2 separate regions of the Homo sapiens genome follow, and region 2 is linked to region 1. A link is a loop called in an ENCODE intact Hi-C map of the cell type or tissue named here. Cell type or tissue: heart right ventricle. All regions are shown on one strand.

Region 1 (8,000 bases):
TGCCATGCCTGTCTAATTTTTTGTGTTTTTAGTAGAGATGGGGTTTCACCATGTTGACCAGGCTTGTCTTGAACTCCTGACCTCAGGTGATCTGCCCGCCTTGGCCTCCCAAAGTGCTGGGATTACAGGCGTGAGCCACGGCACCCGGCCAGAAGGTTAATTTTAATTTTCTGTATTTTTACCATAAAAAAGAGCAAAAAAAGTAAACACACCTTTTTATGAGATAGTCATATAAAAAGACTAAATCTCTGGGTTGGAATATCACAAAGTCCAAGTGAGGAGGTTTGAATGAATAAAGCTCACTGTCAATGCTGTGACATATTTCCACATCTCAGTAATAATTAACACATTCCATGTTGCTGACTCCAAGAATGGTATTTCATTTATGGCTCAGAAGACCCTTGAGTTTGTGGTTTCTGTAATCATTTGTCTTTGGAACTATTTCAAATGGAGAAATGCCGATAGGTCAGAATCTTCCAGTTCAAAGTGTCTCTACCTTGAGCCTGACTAATCATCTCCATCTGAATGACTATCCATTCCAAGACAAGCAAGAGACTGTTACTAGTGACCTAACTAGTACAGGAAACAATAATTTGCTGTGCTTTTTTCCTTTCAAAAATATCTTATCATTCATCACCTCATTTAATTTTCACAGCAATATGGTATATTACTCTGTTTTCACACTACTGTAAAGAACTGCCTGAGATTGGGTAATTTATAAAGAAAAGAAGTTTAACTGATTCACAGTTCAGCATGGCTGAGGAGGCCTCAGGAAATTTACTTTTTTTTTTTCTTTCTTTCTTTTTTTTTTTTGAGGCTGAGTCTCGCTCTGTCACCCAGGCTGGGGTGCAGTGGTGCAATCTCAGCTCACTGCAACCTGCGCCTCCTGGGTTCAAGTGATTCTCCTCCCTCAGCCTCCTGAGTAGATAGGACTACAGGTGAGCACCACCACGACCAGCTAATTTTTGTATTTTTAGTAGAGACGGGGTTTCACCATGTTAGCCAGGCTGGTTTCAAACTCTTGACCTCAGGTGATCCAACCGCCTCAGCCGCCCAAAGTGCTGGGATTACAGGTGTGAGCCACCGCACCTGGCCGAAATTTACTTTCATAGAGGAAGGCAAAGGGGAAGCAAGGCACATCTTACGTGGTGGCAGGAGAGAGGGCAGAAGTGCCACACACTTTCGAACCATCAGATCTCATGAGAACTCACTCACCATCACAAGAACAGCATAGGAGAACTGCCCCCATGATCCAATCACCTCTCACCAGGCCCCTCCCACTATGTGTGGGGATTACAATTCAAGATGAGATGTAGGTGGGGACACAGAGCCAAATCATATCACATGGTAAGCCATGACGTTTAGAGTTTATGCCTGTTATGGGTTGAACTGTGTCTCCTTGAAAAGATATGTTAAAGTCCTAACCTCCGGGACCTATGTATGTGCCCTTATTTGGAAATAGACTATTTACAGAGGTAATCAAGTTAAGATGAAGTCACTTGGGGTGGGCCCTAATCCAGTATGACTGGTATCCTTATAAAAAGGAGACTGTGACACACAGGGAGCTCTCCTTGTGTCGTCCATATGATGACAGAGGAAGAGCTTGGAGTGATGCAGCTGCCAGCCACAGGATGCCAAGGGCCCATGGGCACCACCAGAAGCTGCTAGAGGGAAGGAAGGATTCCACCCAGAGGCTGCATGACCCTGCTAACACCTTGATTTTGGACTTCTGGCCTCCAGCACTGTGGGAGAATACATTTCCGCTATTTGAAGCCACCTGGTTTGTGAGACTTTATTACAGCAACCCTAGTGACCTCATCCAATACTGCTTCTGTTTGCTCCATCTGTGACTGTGATGAGCCACTGACACTTTAGCTTCTCCCAAGTTCACCAGCCCTCTCTGTTCTCCTCTTTTAAGCCAGATCCCAGATTTTACCTTAATATCCACCCTTACTCTAAAGTCTTCTGCCTCCCTTCCTTCTTCACAGTTTTACGTCAGCATTCCAAGCCGAGATGGCTCCAACTCTCCACTTTCTCTTCTGCCTTGTGGACAGGCCAGCCAGGAAGATGGATTCTGTGATGGTTTAATGTGATGGTTCTGTATGCATCAATATGCTTGGACTACAAGGTGCCCAGACATTTGGTCAAACACTACTCTCAGCATTTCTGTGAAGGTCTTTTTGGATGAAATTAGCATTTGAAGTAGCCGACTGAGTTAAAGCAGGCTGCCCTTCCCCTGTGAGTGGGCCTTGTCCAATCAGCTGAAGGTCTGACTGGAAGAAAAGGGCTGACCCTCTCCCAGATAAGAGGGGATGCCTCCTGCCTGACTGCTTTTGAGCTGGATCATTGGTCTTTTTCTTACCTTTGGATTTGAACAAAAATGTTAGCCCTTCCTGGGTCTTGCACCTACTGGTCTTCCGAAGAGAACTACACCATTGGCTCTCTTAGGTCTCAGGCCTTCAGATGTAGACTAGAACTACACTGTCAGCAATCTTGGGTCTTCAGCTTGCCAACTGCAGACCTTGGGACTTATCAGCCCACCATCATTTCATGAGCCAATTCTTTATAGTAAATTTATGTACCTCTCTCTATCTTTTTATTGGTTCTGTTTCTCTAGAGAACACTGGCTAATGCAGATTCCATCACAACACATGTTGCCATGCTCAGATGGGTGGCATGCTATCCAAAATCTCATTCTCTAAAAAGTGTTTCTTGAGCCTCCTTTGTTTTCTGTAATTCTCTAACCTCCCCATCTATCTCTTGCCCTCAGCAGATGACTGGCGAATGCTACTGATATTCCAACTGCAGCCCCTCTGTTAGTCCATATCCTAGTCCCTTCCTGCTAGAAATGGTGCTGATAGAATCTCACAGCTGCTCCCTTTTCCGCAGAACAGCCCCCAGCCAACAGGAAGCCTTACTGGGCAGGCCACCAACCTCAGGCTTGGCCAATGACTTCCTGATACAAGGGCGTAAATGGCAGGTTCCCTTGCCTCAAGGTAGAACTTGAAGTAGAGACAGTAGCGACTCCCTCATTTAATACCCCTAAAGACCCTGTGGCCACTTACTCAAGTAACCATGCACTAGGGGAAAGTAAGAGATGTTTCTGGTGCTGTTCGATACAGGGTCTGGGTTGATGCTGGTATCCAGGAATCCAAAACATCACCCAGGCTCCCCTGTTATCATTGGCCATATGGGAGTCAGGTAGCAAATAGAGCTCTGGCCCAGGTGTGTCTCATGGTAGTGCACTGAGTCCCCACACCCACCCCACGCTCATTTCCCTGGGCCCTAAATGTTTGTAGGAAGGACACTCTTAGCCATCGGGAGGACCCTCACTCTGCCCCTGACCTGCAGTGTAAAAGTTATTACAGTAGAAAAGACCAACTGGAGCCCTGGAATTTCAACTTCCTGCCAAGATAGGGAATGATTTTCTCTTCTCTTCTCTTACGTGGCTAAGAGAAGGAGGAACGATATTGCATCCCAGGAAAATGGCAAGGGCTAGGGCCATCCTCAGAGTCTTGAAGCATCCAGGAGCAGTGGTGCCTCTCACATGCTATTTGATTCACTAGCCCGATCCTATAAAAATTATATGGATCATAGCAGAAGACCCTGGAACTTTAGAAACATAGCCAAGTGGTAGCCCCACCTGCAGTTGCTGCCTGATGTGGTGTCTGTTCTAGTGCAGATTAACAAAGCCTGAGGCATATTGAGTGCAGCCACTGATTGGCAAGTGGAATTTTAAATTCCATGCCTCTCAGAAAAGGAGATCAGAAGTAGTTTACATTACAGGGGACAAAAACTGGACCAGAATGTCTAGTCCAGACAGCTCAACTAAGGTCCAGACCTGCATATTCAGCTGTGTACCTGACATAACCATGTGGTGACTCACAGACTCTTGAGTTTCTCCCCCAAAGTCTTCTCTTATCACTGGCCCTGTGATTGCCTCAATATCTCAGTAGATAACCCCACCAGCTTCCTTGTTTAGCTCAGCATCACCTTTGATTCCTTTTGCTTCCTTTTTAACCTCATCCATCCATCAATCTGGTATTGAATCTGATCCAAGCTGTATCTCAGCTCTATCTCTCTTCCTGCTTGGCTGCCACTCCCAGCCCAGCCTTCATCACTCTCCTGCCAGATCGTCCCTCAGTGCTTCTCATTGAACTTGGAGGACAATCTGCATTTCCACCATGTCCTCCCTTCATGCTCCAGCCAGCGCATGGTGTATTTGTCACTCTTGACAATCATTTTGTCTGTTGACAAAAGCTCAGCATGAGGCAGAACTGTGTCTGTCCTATTCACTGTTGTATCCCCAGTGGTGTCCAGCTCTTAGAAAGTACTCAATAAAACCTCAATGCCTTAGGACTTAACATATAACGAAAGGATGGCTGAATTACTACCAAAGTACGTTCTTGTGCAACACTCAGATCTGGACAGTACCAGCCACTGTCATGTGATTGAAGCCCTTTTATTCCATGTTTCCAAAATAGTGGGTTGTGAAGTTTAATGCAACCAGAAGTGCAGTGCAAGAGGCCAGAGGGAGGAGAGGCAAACAGCCTAGTGAGGTGCCCCCCTTGAGAACACCTTTTTTCCAGGGTCCACCACGGTGCCAACCTGGACTTTCTGCAGAGGAGCCGCGGCCCTTGGTCAGCCGCAGCCCCCAAGGATCATCACCATTGGGGAAAAACATTCCAGCTGTGGTCTGAGGGCTATAGAGTGAGTTTGTGTGATTGAATCTAGAATCTAAAGGAAGAACTGTCTTGCCTTTTATCCACTTTATATGCCAACGTGTTCGCTTCCAGCCACAATTCCAGACTTTGAGAGCATGCTGAATTTTGATCCTGAAACTAAATAGCATTGTGTCATCACAAAACAGTTAATAATGGCACATGCCGTGTTTTGACTGATGTGTTTGATAGGTGGAGGTGAAGGACAGGCAGTCTGTATCTTGTAGAGATGATTGTATGATGTATGATGACGGTGCCCTATACTCGCTGTGTGACCTTAAGCAAATAACTCAACTTCCTTGTGCCTTCTTTCTAAAATGGCAATGATAGGAGCACCTGTGTCCTCAGGCTGCTGTGAGGAATGAGTTTCCACACACACAGCTGTTAGAACTGTGTTTCACATGTTAAAAGCGCTATTGTGAGAGACAGGAAGAACCAGTCTCTCCTAGTTTCCCACACACACCACTCACCTCTGGTCACCAAAAATGCATGAGGATTTATCCTCACTAGCAACTAATTCTCCAGCAGACACCAGCTGGGCATCCTCTAATTCAATTCAATTCTGACATTGTCTGCCTAGAGAGCGTCAGATCCCACAAGTTAAGGGCTCAGTCCCACAAGACCGCCCCCCTTTCAGATGCAAGTCACAAGCCCTAGGTTGTGACCTGTACTTTTAACCAACTGGCTATAAATTGGGGTTTCCTGTGACCCATTCCTCAGGTTTGATTAATTTGCTTGAGCGGCTCACAGAACTCAGGGAGATACTTGTCTTACGATGACCCATTTATTATAAAGGATGTTACAAAGGATAGAGATGAGCAGCCAGATGGGAGAGATGCGTGGGAAAAGGTGTGGGGAGGCGACAGGGAGCTTCCATGCCCTTACTGATGGCACCTCCCCACCTCCAGGCATCCCCACATGTTCAGCTGCCTGCAAGCTCGCCAAACCCTGTCCCTTTGGGTTTTTATGGAGACTTCATTACATAGGCATGGTTGATGACATCACTGGCCATTGGTAATCAACTCAACCTCCAGCCCATCTCCTCTCCTCAAAGGGTGGGGATCAAAGTTCCAGCCCTTTACTCACATGCTTGGTTACCCTGGCAACCAGCCCCCCACCCTGGGGCTATCGAGGAGCCCACCAAGAGTCACATCATTAGAAGAGGAAATGCCCCTATCACCCTGGAAATGCCAAGGGATTCAGGAGCTGTGTGTCAGGAACCAAGAGGAAAAGACTAAATCGATTAGAACAAAAGATTCTCCTAGCACCCCTATCTACCAGGGTTTTAGGATTCTTATCTCAGGAACTGAGAGCAGAGATCAAAATATACTTCTTGTCACATCACAAATCACAGATATGTAAGCATGTGCTGTTGTTTTTAGTATTATAGTAACATTACCTCTATCACGTTAGAGATTGTGAAATGTCATGTCAGAGACTTCAGATAACCTGTCCCAATCCCAGCACTGGAACAGCAGAGTCAGGGTTGCATGCTGTTTCCTCTGGCCCCGCAGCTCATGCCACTTCCAATATGAGATGTCTAGGTTAGCTGATATCTCCCTCTCTTTATCTGTCCTTCATTTGGGCTTTGTTTTCACATCTAAGGGCGGAGAGAATCAAGAGAATCTGTTCCCCCATGACAGGCATTCAGGCATTTCAAGGGAGTGTTCATGAATCCCTGATCCAGATGGTCTCTGCTCCAGGCTAACCAGCCCCTCCCTTTAAGGAGACTTTGTTGGCTCAGGCAGAGTCTAATCCTCCCTGATCCCTCCATATTTCTCTCACCTGACATGTACTCTGTCTGCAGCGCTATGGGTTCCACCACAAAACAGATCCCGCGGCTGCCTGTTTTCATTACTCTACTCTCAGCCAGCCAAGATGCCTTCCCACCAGCTCTCACAGCCTCCACCCTTGTCCCCCGCAAACCGATCGCACTCAGCAACAAAGGTGATCATTTTCAGTGTCAATCAGAGCATGCTGCCACCCTTCCTAAAGCCCTCCAGTGGCTTCCCATTTTCCTCAGAATTAAAACCCAGGGACCGGGAGTGGTGGCTCAAGTCTGTAATCCCAGCACTTTGGAAAGGTGAGGCGGGTGGATCACCTGAGGTCAGGAGCTCGAGACCAGTTTGGCCAACATGGCAAAACCCCGTCTCTACTAAAAATACAAAACTTAGCCAGGCGTGGTGGTGCGTGCCTGTAACCCCAGCTACTCGGGAGGCTGAGACAGGCGAATTGCTTGAGCCCAGGAGGTGGAGGCTGCAGTGAGCCGAGATCGCACCACTGCACTCCAGCCTGGATGACACAGTGAGACTCTGTCTCCAAAAATAAAAACAAAACAAAAAACAAAATAAAACAAAAAAACAAAACAAAACAACAACAACAACAAATCCCAAACCACTTGGCCCATAACATCCCAGTAATCTGATCCCTGCTTTGATCACCATCATCTCCCTTCTCTGACCCCCTTTTCACCTTGCCCCGGCAACACGGCTGGCTTTCTGACAATTCCTTGTGCATGCCTCAGGGCCTTTGCTCTTGCTTTCCCCTATGCCTGGATTATTCTGCCCCAGATCAGAGGCTCCTTCTCAACATCCAGGTCTCTGCTCTGTTATCACCTTTACAGAAAGGCTTTCCATGACCATGCTCTCAAAAACAATCACACTACACCCCTTAACTCTCTATCCCTGGACCATAAGATGTCTTCTTGTATCACTTAGTACTACTTGATATATATAACTACTCTTGGAGAGCTGTCCTCCTCTCTAGAATGCATACTCCCTGTGGGAGGAGAGATCACCTCTGATCTGCCCCATGTATAATCAGCACAATATTGGCACAGCCTAGGAACTGGTGGGGCAGGCATATTAGTGCTTCCCACCTGCTCCCAAAAATATCCACATCTGAATCCTAGGAGGCTGTGAATATGTCACCATACCTGGCAAAGGGAAATTAAGGTGGCAGAGAGAATGAGTGTTGTAAATTGGCTAACCTTAAAACAGGGAAATCATCATCACTTTGGGAGGCTGAGGCGGGTGGATCAAGAGGTCAGGAGATCGAGACCATCCTGGCTAACATGGTGAAACCCTGTCTCTACTAAAAAATACAAAAAAAATTAGCCAGGCATGGTGGCAGGCACCTATAGTCCCAGCTATTCGGGAGGCTGAGGCAGGAGAATGGCGTGAACCCGGGAGGTGGAGCTTGCAGCGAGCCTAGATCGCACAACTGCACTCCAGCCTGGGCGACAGAGCAAGACTCCGTCTCAAAAAACCAACCAACCAA
Region 2 (8,000 bases), 400 kb after region 1:
TGTAAGTCTGAGTCCGCCTGTCTCACAGGGCAAAATGGAACTGGTTTTATTAACTGTCTTTCACTGCAAGGTATGCTGACAGGTGCTTCACATGTAGCCTCTATGATGTGGGCATTCTCAGAGGAATTAAGAACCCTCAACACAGCCCCTTTGGGGATTAACACTGGCGTGGCAACATGAGCCTTCCTGGCCACTCTGCTTTTGGTTTTCCTATTACTGCCATCTGCAAAGTGTGGATATATTTGTTGATGAGTAAGCTGTCTATTACCAGTAATACCACCATCATTCGGAGGTTTCTGAAGAGTACCTGTGGAATGGCCAAGACCAGTGAGTGACACGTTGATTTCTTGAATACCTTCAGAGGTAGCTTTTGAAGTTCCCTTTGATGCCTGCCCTACAGAGCGACGATGTGCACTATTTGAAGCCAAAGATGACGGCTTCCCACAGGACTCAATTAACTGAGCTATCTTTCTGCGCAACAGTTCAATTGACTTTATTTTAGACGTTGAGCTATTCCACTTAATGCCCTCGGGGACATTTTCAGATCCAGAGCTCAGAGAAAATACTGATGAGATGACTGGGCCATCATTAGTGTTGTTAGTCCTTTCAGAATTCTTTAATTCCAAAGGCTTATCCCCAGGCTGTTGAGATCTATCTTCTCCAGTTATGTTTATATGTAAATACTCACTCTTATGTTGAGAGGAAATCTGGCCTACAGTTGAAACTGCCTTGTGTTCCTCTGTCTGGTTATCTTCCTGCTTCCTATTAGAGGAAACCACTTTTACAGGAATATTGACTTTACTTGTAGATTCCAAGTCATTTTCACTTACAGGCAATAAGCCCTTTTCTCCAGAGAAGGAACAGGTTGCAGGTGATGCAGCAAATGGGAGTAACTGCTGTGAGCTACTGTGTAAATTTCTTCCACTTTCAGCAAAACAAACAGCAGCTTTATATGGAAAAGGGTTTGATGCAGCTCCAAGACTACGTAAAACACTGTTTTTAAATACAGATGCTAGAGAATGACCTTTTAAGGCAACGGAAGGAAAAGCAGTTCTATGTGGATACAAATTATTTTTTTTCTGAAAATCCTCAATTGTTTCCGAATTAATGAAGGATTTTCCATTGTTGTGCACACTAGAATTTGGCATAATAAAATCATAAGACCTTACCCATTTCACATTTTTAAGCTGTTTCTGAACTGAAGGTTGAAAACTATCAATGCCTACGAGTTTTCCAACATTCCCGTCAACTGTCAGTGACTTTGTTTTTTCTGCAGAAAGTACTTTTTCTTGTTCATTTGAACCCTTCTCTTTCACCATACGTTCAGAATTACCTCCATTATCCCTCCCAGCTTCAAGGCAATTATTTTCTTCCAGCGGAAACAGTTTCAGAACAAGCTGCTGTGTACCATTGACAACCTTCACATCTATCAACTGGGCTAAACAGTTTGCAGGGACAACTAGTTCTGCTGGTGCAACAACTGTCAATGGCATACCTGGCTGAACAGGTTCTTTTGCAGGGGATAACACTTCTACTTCAACATTTTTGTTCTCAAATAGGTTGACTTCATTTGGCTCAGACAGGGTCATTTTATTTGGAATACAAACTACATCTTTTTGGTATTCCTTTGGTTCAGGTAACAACATGATATTGTGCATTTTGTCTTTATTTGCATGGAGAGAGAAACCTGACAGTTGGTCTGACCACTTATTTTGAAATGTAGTCCGTGGATTGGAAGCTTTTAGAAGCTCTGGGTTTTGTTTTGAAGTTCCGGTTCTTTTTGGCTCCAGCTTGGCAACAGCTTTGACTGGCCGTTTCGCACCTGCCCTTTCATGTACTCTCTTCGTGTGTTTGACAATATAATCATTTCTAATAGCACCATAGTCACAATACTCACACTGATAAGGAAATATGCCTGTGTGTTTCACCAAATGCCTCTGAAACTCTCCTTTCGTATACGAAATGTAGCTGCAGTGAGAACAAATGAATTTAATCTCCTCGTGTTGAAGGGTGTGCTTTTTGTACTGCAGCGGGTCCTTTGTAGAGAATCGACATTTATCACAATAGTATTTGCCTGGCTTAAAGTTCCTTACCTTAAATTTGCTATTGACAGAACTTGAGAAGTTTTCAGTTTTATTTCCAACATGAGTCGCACTGGAATTATTGCTCACAAAATGAAAATTGGGAGGAGCTGCACCGAGGCTGCACTGGAAGCAGACATACATACCGTCCTTCCCTGTACCCTTCTGCAAATCTTGAAGAGAGATCTTGTGAACACTTTTGCACTTTGCACATGTAGCAATGGTCATCATGGCAGCCTCTGCCTCTGAGCCTTGATACAAAAGGGTTTGTGCTTCTTGTCTATTTGGCCGAGGTGCTCCATTAGCATCAGGCTGTTTGGGTGACATGGTCAAGGAATTATGTCCGCCGTTCAAGTGTGTAGTGTATAGCTGCTGTCCAATATCCTTCATCTTATCTGCATTTCTAAAAAGAGCCAACTAAAATTCAGAAAGTTTTCACATGATAAAATCCTTAGGAGATATCCTTCTATACAGTTTGTGATGGGTAGGGGCGCAGCTACTTCTTGGGTGCATACTTAATTATCTTTCTTTATATACTGCCGCAGTAGGTGCATGATCCCAAAATATGACTGCTTTCAGCTCTCTGACATTCCAGGTAACACTAAAGGAAAACAAAATTATAAAGCATGATTAATATAAGAGTTTGGCTAAGCTATTAACAAACTTATCCTATATTTTAATGGCCTTGGACATTTTATGGTAAATCTCAACGTATGATTTTAGACGCATGTTATAACAATAACACAACAGAGTTGGCAAGTAAGCCTAAATTGAAAACATTTTCAAACTCAGCCCCCTATAAATGACCACTTTAGCCAAATCATGAATGAACACAGATATACCAGGAACAAGGACATCATAGCAGCCATTCAGGACAGCCTTTGGTCAGGGAAAGTCATTTTCAAGTGTCAGTGAGCACATCTTTCATAGGTATAATTTCATATTACCTTCACAAAAATGTTATACAGGACACTGTCAGTTCAATTTTTGAACAAGTTAGTTATCAAGTGGTAGAGCTAGGGCTTTGGCCTGGGGTGTTCACATTTGTTTCTACATTATAGCTTATTATCAGCTTGAATACCAACTCTCTCACTTACATGCTTAATTTGCCTTCATGAGTGCTAAGAAGCCCATAATACTGACAATGTTAGCAAGCCTGCTGCAGCATCTTATTGGGAATCTACTATGTGCTGGGCATTATTCAAAAGTGCTGTAAGGTAGTGAATGAAAGCAAATCAGTCCCTCTCCTGGTGATGCACACACTGCACAGGGGGAAACAGATTACATATTTGCCAATGGTGGTAAGATACTTGGGAAAAAAGCAAGGCCAACAGGACAGGGAAGACCACGGTGATGAGGTTGCGGGGCTGGGTGTGGAGGTGAGGAGAGTCAGGAGAGGCCTCATGCTAAGTTCATGTCTGAGCAGAGACCTGGGGGCAACCACAGTGAGCATTGTGGCTGCTGGAAAAGGGGTGTTTCAAGCACAGAAAAGGCAATGATCTGTGGGAAGTGGGCCTGCTGCTCATGAGGAACAGCAAGGAGAATGGGGAACGGGACATGTTCTAGGAAAGACAATAACCCAGTATTGTACGGACATGGCAGAGGAGAGGCTGGAGCAGAAAGGAGATCACGGATGGCCTGGCCTGGGACACAAGAGGTGACGAAGGTTTTCTAGAGCAAGTAAGCACTCCAATATACACAGAGTGACCTTTTTTTTTTTTTTTTTTTGAGACAGTGTTTCACTCTTGTTGCCCAGGCTGGAGTGCAATGGTGCAATCTTGGCTCACTGCAACCTCTGCCTCCAGGGTTCAAGCAATTCTCCTGCCTCAGCCTCCCGAGTAGCTGGGATTACAGGTTTGCACCACCATGCCCAGCTAATTTTGTATTTTTAGTAGAGACAGGGTTTCTCCATGTTGGCCAGGCTGGTCTTTAACCCCTGACCTCAGGTGATCTGCCTGCCTCAGCCTCCCAAAGTGCTGGGATTACAGGCGTGAGCCACCGCACCTGGCCACAGTGACTCTTTTATACAATCTTTAAAGACACTTATTTTCCCAGAATATGGCAAACTAGGAGCATAACAAAATCCATTCTAGTTTGGAATCTGCTAAAAGCCTTTCTTTCATGACTTAAGAAAGTCACTTAGATCTTCTGAACCTCAGTTTTTCATCTAGCAACTAGAATTAGGAACAATTATCCAATTCCTCCCAGAGCCGCCATGATGATTAGAATGCTAGAGTATAAGAACACTAGAGTATAAGAGAAGACTTTTGAAATTTTTGAGTCCTTCTCCAAGTGTCAAGAGGCACCCAGAGGGACTCAGTCAGTGTTTGTTCAATGACAATGATGGGTGGCAACACAGGTAGCTTCCTTCTGGCACAATGCTAACAGGCCAAGAGCCATATAAAGGTAGTCTGAAAGACCGACGTCGGGGAGTTTAAAAAAGCCCCTCCACAGGGGCTCAAGAGATGCAACAGTAACGCACTCAGATCTGGTGTAAAACCTGCCCTTTGGAAAGCACCAAAATAACACATCATATCTGATGACAAGCTGTATTTTCTTTGGCAGTGTCGTCTTTTCCTACTCTACTTTTGCGAAAGATAGTCACCTTCTTCAAAAGCAATTTCCAGCATGAAATCAAGCCCTCAGTCAGACTTGCTCTATCTTAAGTATGCATACAACACTTAGACATCAAGCAGATGGAGGCCTGCAGGGTTGCAGTGGGGGGCTGGAGAAACATCTGTCCCCTCAATGTTCAAACACATACCTGTGTAAGGGGACCATGATTTTGCACAGGACACATGAATGCCTCAAGCTGGCAAACAATACATGGGCAAAGATAAGGCCTTTTACATTACACTGCATTTCTGGAAGAGACAACACAACTTTCAGAGGAGTCATTATGAGAAGCTGGCACACACTTAAATTTCCAAATTTGCAGAGGCTTTAGTGAAGGAAGACAGAAGTAACTCCCAGGATTTCTGCTGCTCATCAAGTGACCTCAAGCAAGAACTTACCTGCATCTCTATTATCTATTAAAAAAAGGCCCATGACTTCTATGCCCAGTCCGACACTGCTGATCCTCGAAATCACACACTTTATCATCTAAAGAATGCTACCATCATCAATATAGTCATGTCAACATTGTTATCCAGATAAAACGGAAAAGCTGCAGCAGCAGCCAGAACCCAAGAAAACCAAAGCCTAAGGAATGAAAAGGCTTAAGACTGGTGATAAGGGGGATCTGGTCCAGCGTTCTCAACTTGGAAAAGCCTCAGAATCAGAGCAAAAATGGACAATTTCCCAGGCTTCATCTCAAAGCGAGTGAATCTAAGTCTCAGGAGAGAAGAAAGGAAAGGAGATTTTTGTGGCTTGTAAAGGCACCCTAGGTAATCCTGATGAAAAGCCAGCATTCCAAATTACTGGCTGAAGCTTCTGAGAATATTTAAATCCTTAAAACATCTTCTCCAATTGACCATGCAGCTGATAGTTTAATATCGCCATAAACAAAAAACCACTTCCCTCTATAGGCAGCCAATTTTATATTCACATAGTTCTCATTACCAACAATTTACCCTTAAATGAAACAGAAATCAGCTTTCCTATAAATTTCCTTGTTCTGCCTTGACTCTGGAGCAACAAAAATAAACTTAATTCCTCTTGGTCAACCAGTTACCAATCTGCACCTCTCTCATCCTCAGTTCTCAATTCTCTTCCAAAGATTTGCATATAAGTTGATATCTGTTTATGCTCTGATCTACCAGTCTTGTAATACTAGTGTGTGAGAAAGAAACCTGCCTGCCACAATTTGCTTACCAACTATTTGAACATAACACCCTCTATATTAGCCCTAAGAAATTCTCAACTAAGTCATGTGACAAGATTCCTCTATTTGAACAATCATCCAAACCAGGATTCCACTGGCTCATTTTCAGTGTTTCAGCCTCTTGCTCAGCCCCCAGGAGTCTTCAAAAATCCCAGAAGGCACTTTTGCCATTTTTCTCTCTAAGTCCTTTCAAAAGTTGGGGGCGGGAAGGTATCATTTATTCTAAAACTAAATACTTGAAAATCTGAGACAGACTGGGCAGTAAGATCACGTCCATCAGCAAGGAATGGAGAGCATCCCAGCCAAGGAAAGTCCCCAGAGAATACACAAGCCAGCCAGAACGCATGAGGAAGGCAGAGTCTTGGAGAGGCCTCTGCAAAACTTTCTCAGCAGTTATTTTGAATTAAGAATCCATAGGAGCAAGTGCCAATATGAAGCATGCAGCCATGATTATTAGCAAATGCAGTGTGATGGGGAAGGCAGGACATCTGGGCCATAAATGAATTATGTCACCTGTTTGAAAGTATCTTCTTGGCTTCTGAACTATGCTCAAGATAATGCAATGTTACTACATTGCCACATCCCTCTGTGCAAGTGAAAAAGATGTGAGGTTTCTTCATAACAAGTAGATGGGAGTTCTCTTTGGCCTTTGTAACCTGTGTCTAGTAACAGAGGGAAATGCATCTCAGATGTAATACTCCAAGACAAGGTAAATGGACACAGCCACATGGAAGAATGAAGATGGTTCTGATGTTGGTATTTACACGTGGACACTCCTGAGGGACAGCAGGCATATCTGTGTAAAAGCCTCTCAGCCCGTCCCTTCCACACAACGTCCTCCATGGTTCACATCCAAGTATACACACCTGTGAAGCTGAGTCCTCTTGGCAAGTTATGACTCTCTGGATGGATGACCAAGGAGTACAAAAAGACACCGGAGACAAAGCTGTGCATGGGTATGCTGGCACTGAAAGGGTACTCAATAAATTACTATTAACAGCAGGGTCAGTGTTTGCCTACCGTGCAAACTCTCAACATCTGTTGCAAAAGCCTCTGCATTTGGCGTCTTAGGACTTTCAGATAGCTTAGGAAAGGTCTCGAAAACACAGAAAAGAATACCATTAATTTTATGGTGCAATAAATAAGATGTCCATTTATTAATCTGCCTGTTTTCAAAAAATTATTTAGCAACATACAGTGAGTTTTCTAATGTAGAATAAGGTACAGCATGAGCCAAAGATGACTGCCACGCACCAAAGGCAAGAGGCACGGTGTGTCACAGATGTGCTCTCTGGACTGAGTCTTATCTTTCTTCAAAAGAAAGACCTGGAAATAGCCCTGAATGCATTCACTGTTGGTGGGTTTTCTTTTGATTTTGAGCTCACTTGCCCTGTTTTCTTAAAGACTTATTATGGGGACATAAAAACAAACAAAGTATCGAGTTTGGGAGAATCCACATCAGTGACATTGAGGGCTATAAAAAAACATAAAAGACTGTGTAAGTTCCTATTAAAAACGAAGCATTTGACTTCTAAATACTGGAAACATCTAATGCTCAATAAAATTTGAAGAGAAGTAAGTGGTAACATAGTGTTTAAAGGTAGAGATTCTGGAATCAGATTATAAAGTTTAAAATCCCAGCTCTATCACTTTCTAGATATACAACCTGGGTATACCCACTGTTTTGATTCCTTACCTGTAAAATGAGATAGAAACAGTACCTACCTACCCCACAGAGTTACTGTGAGGATTAAATGACTGACATATCATAACCTGTTAAAAATATTATTTTCCATTTTTTAATTTAAAAAAATACCAATCACATAGTCAGAGGGGCTAAAATACAGTTTTCTTAGCTGCCTAATTAACTGCTGTATTCAGAACATGCCCTGAATCTCACTTTATATTTTATTTGTTTGGTTATACCGCCCGAAAGATAATTTACCTCTGTGGCAAAACCACCCACCTAGCTTTAGTGCAAAGGGGCTAACAGCCATTTATAATTACCATAGAAAAGATGCTCCACTTACAAGAGTACTCACTACAATTTAGGTTTATATATAAACTAGTTACGAAACTACCTTTTCCTCACCCAC

The links. A loop is a pair of places that touch in the nucleus more often than their neighbours do. Peaks named below come from ENCODE experiments on the same cell type or tissue, not always from the same donor. Only the 100,000 strongest peaks of a DNase experiment are listed, where the experiment ranks them.
Region 2: a loop joins it to region 1, with 6 times the contacts of the local background. A loop is called at or near these places in 1 of 110 quality-filtered maps.

What each region holds. Positions count from the first base shown.
Region 1 is chr4:10,045,250-10,053,249 of GRCh38, forward strand. No RefSeq gene overlaps it. Among named protein-coding and RNA genes, the nearest start is that of SLC2A9, 28 kb to the left of the region's middle. In heart right ventricle, no CTCF peak of the experiment used is centred here; a DNase peak (open chromatin) is centred at 4,142.
Region 2 is chr4:10,443,858-10,451,857 of GRCh38, forward strand. ZNF518B (zinc finger protein 518B) reads right to left here. Exons shown (of 3, transcript NM_053042.3): 3 at 1-2,682. The coding sequence starts at 2,471. Among named protein-coding and RNA genes, the nearest start is that of ZNF518B, 9.6 kb to the right of the region's middle. In heart right ventricle, no CTCF peak of the experiment used is centred here; no DNase peak of the experiment used is centred here.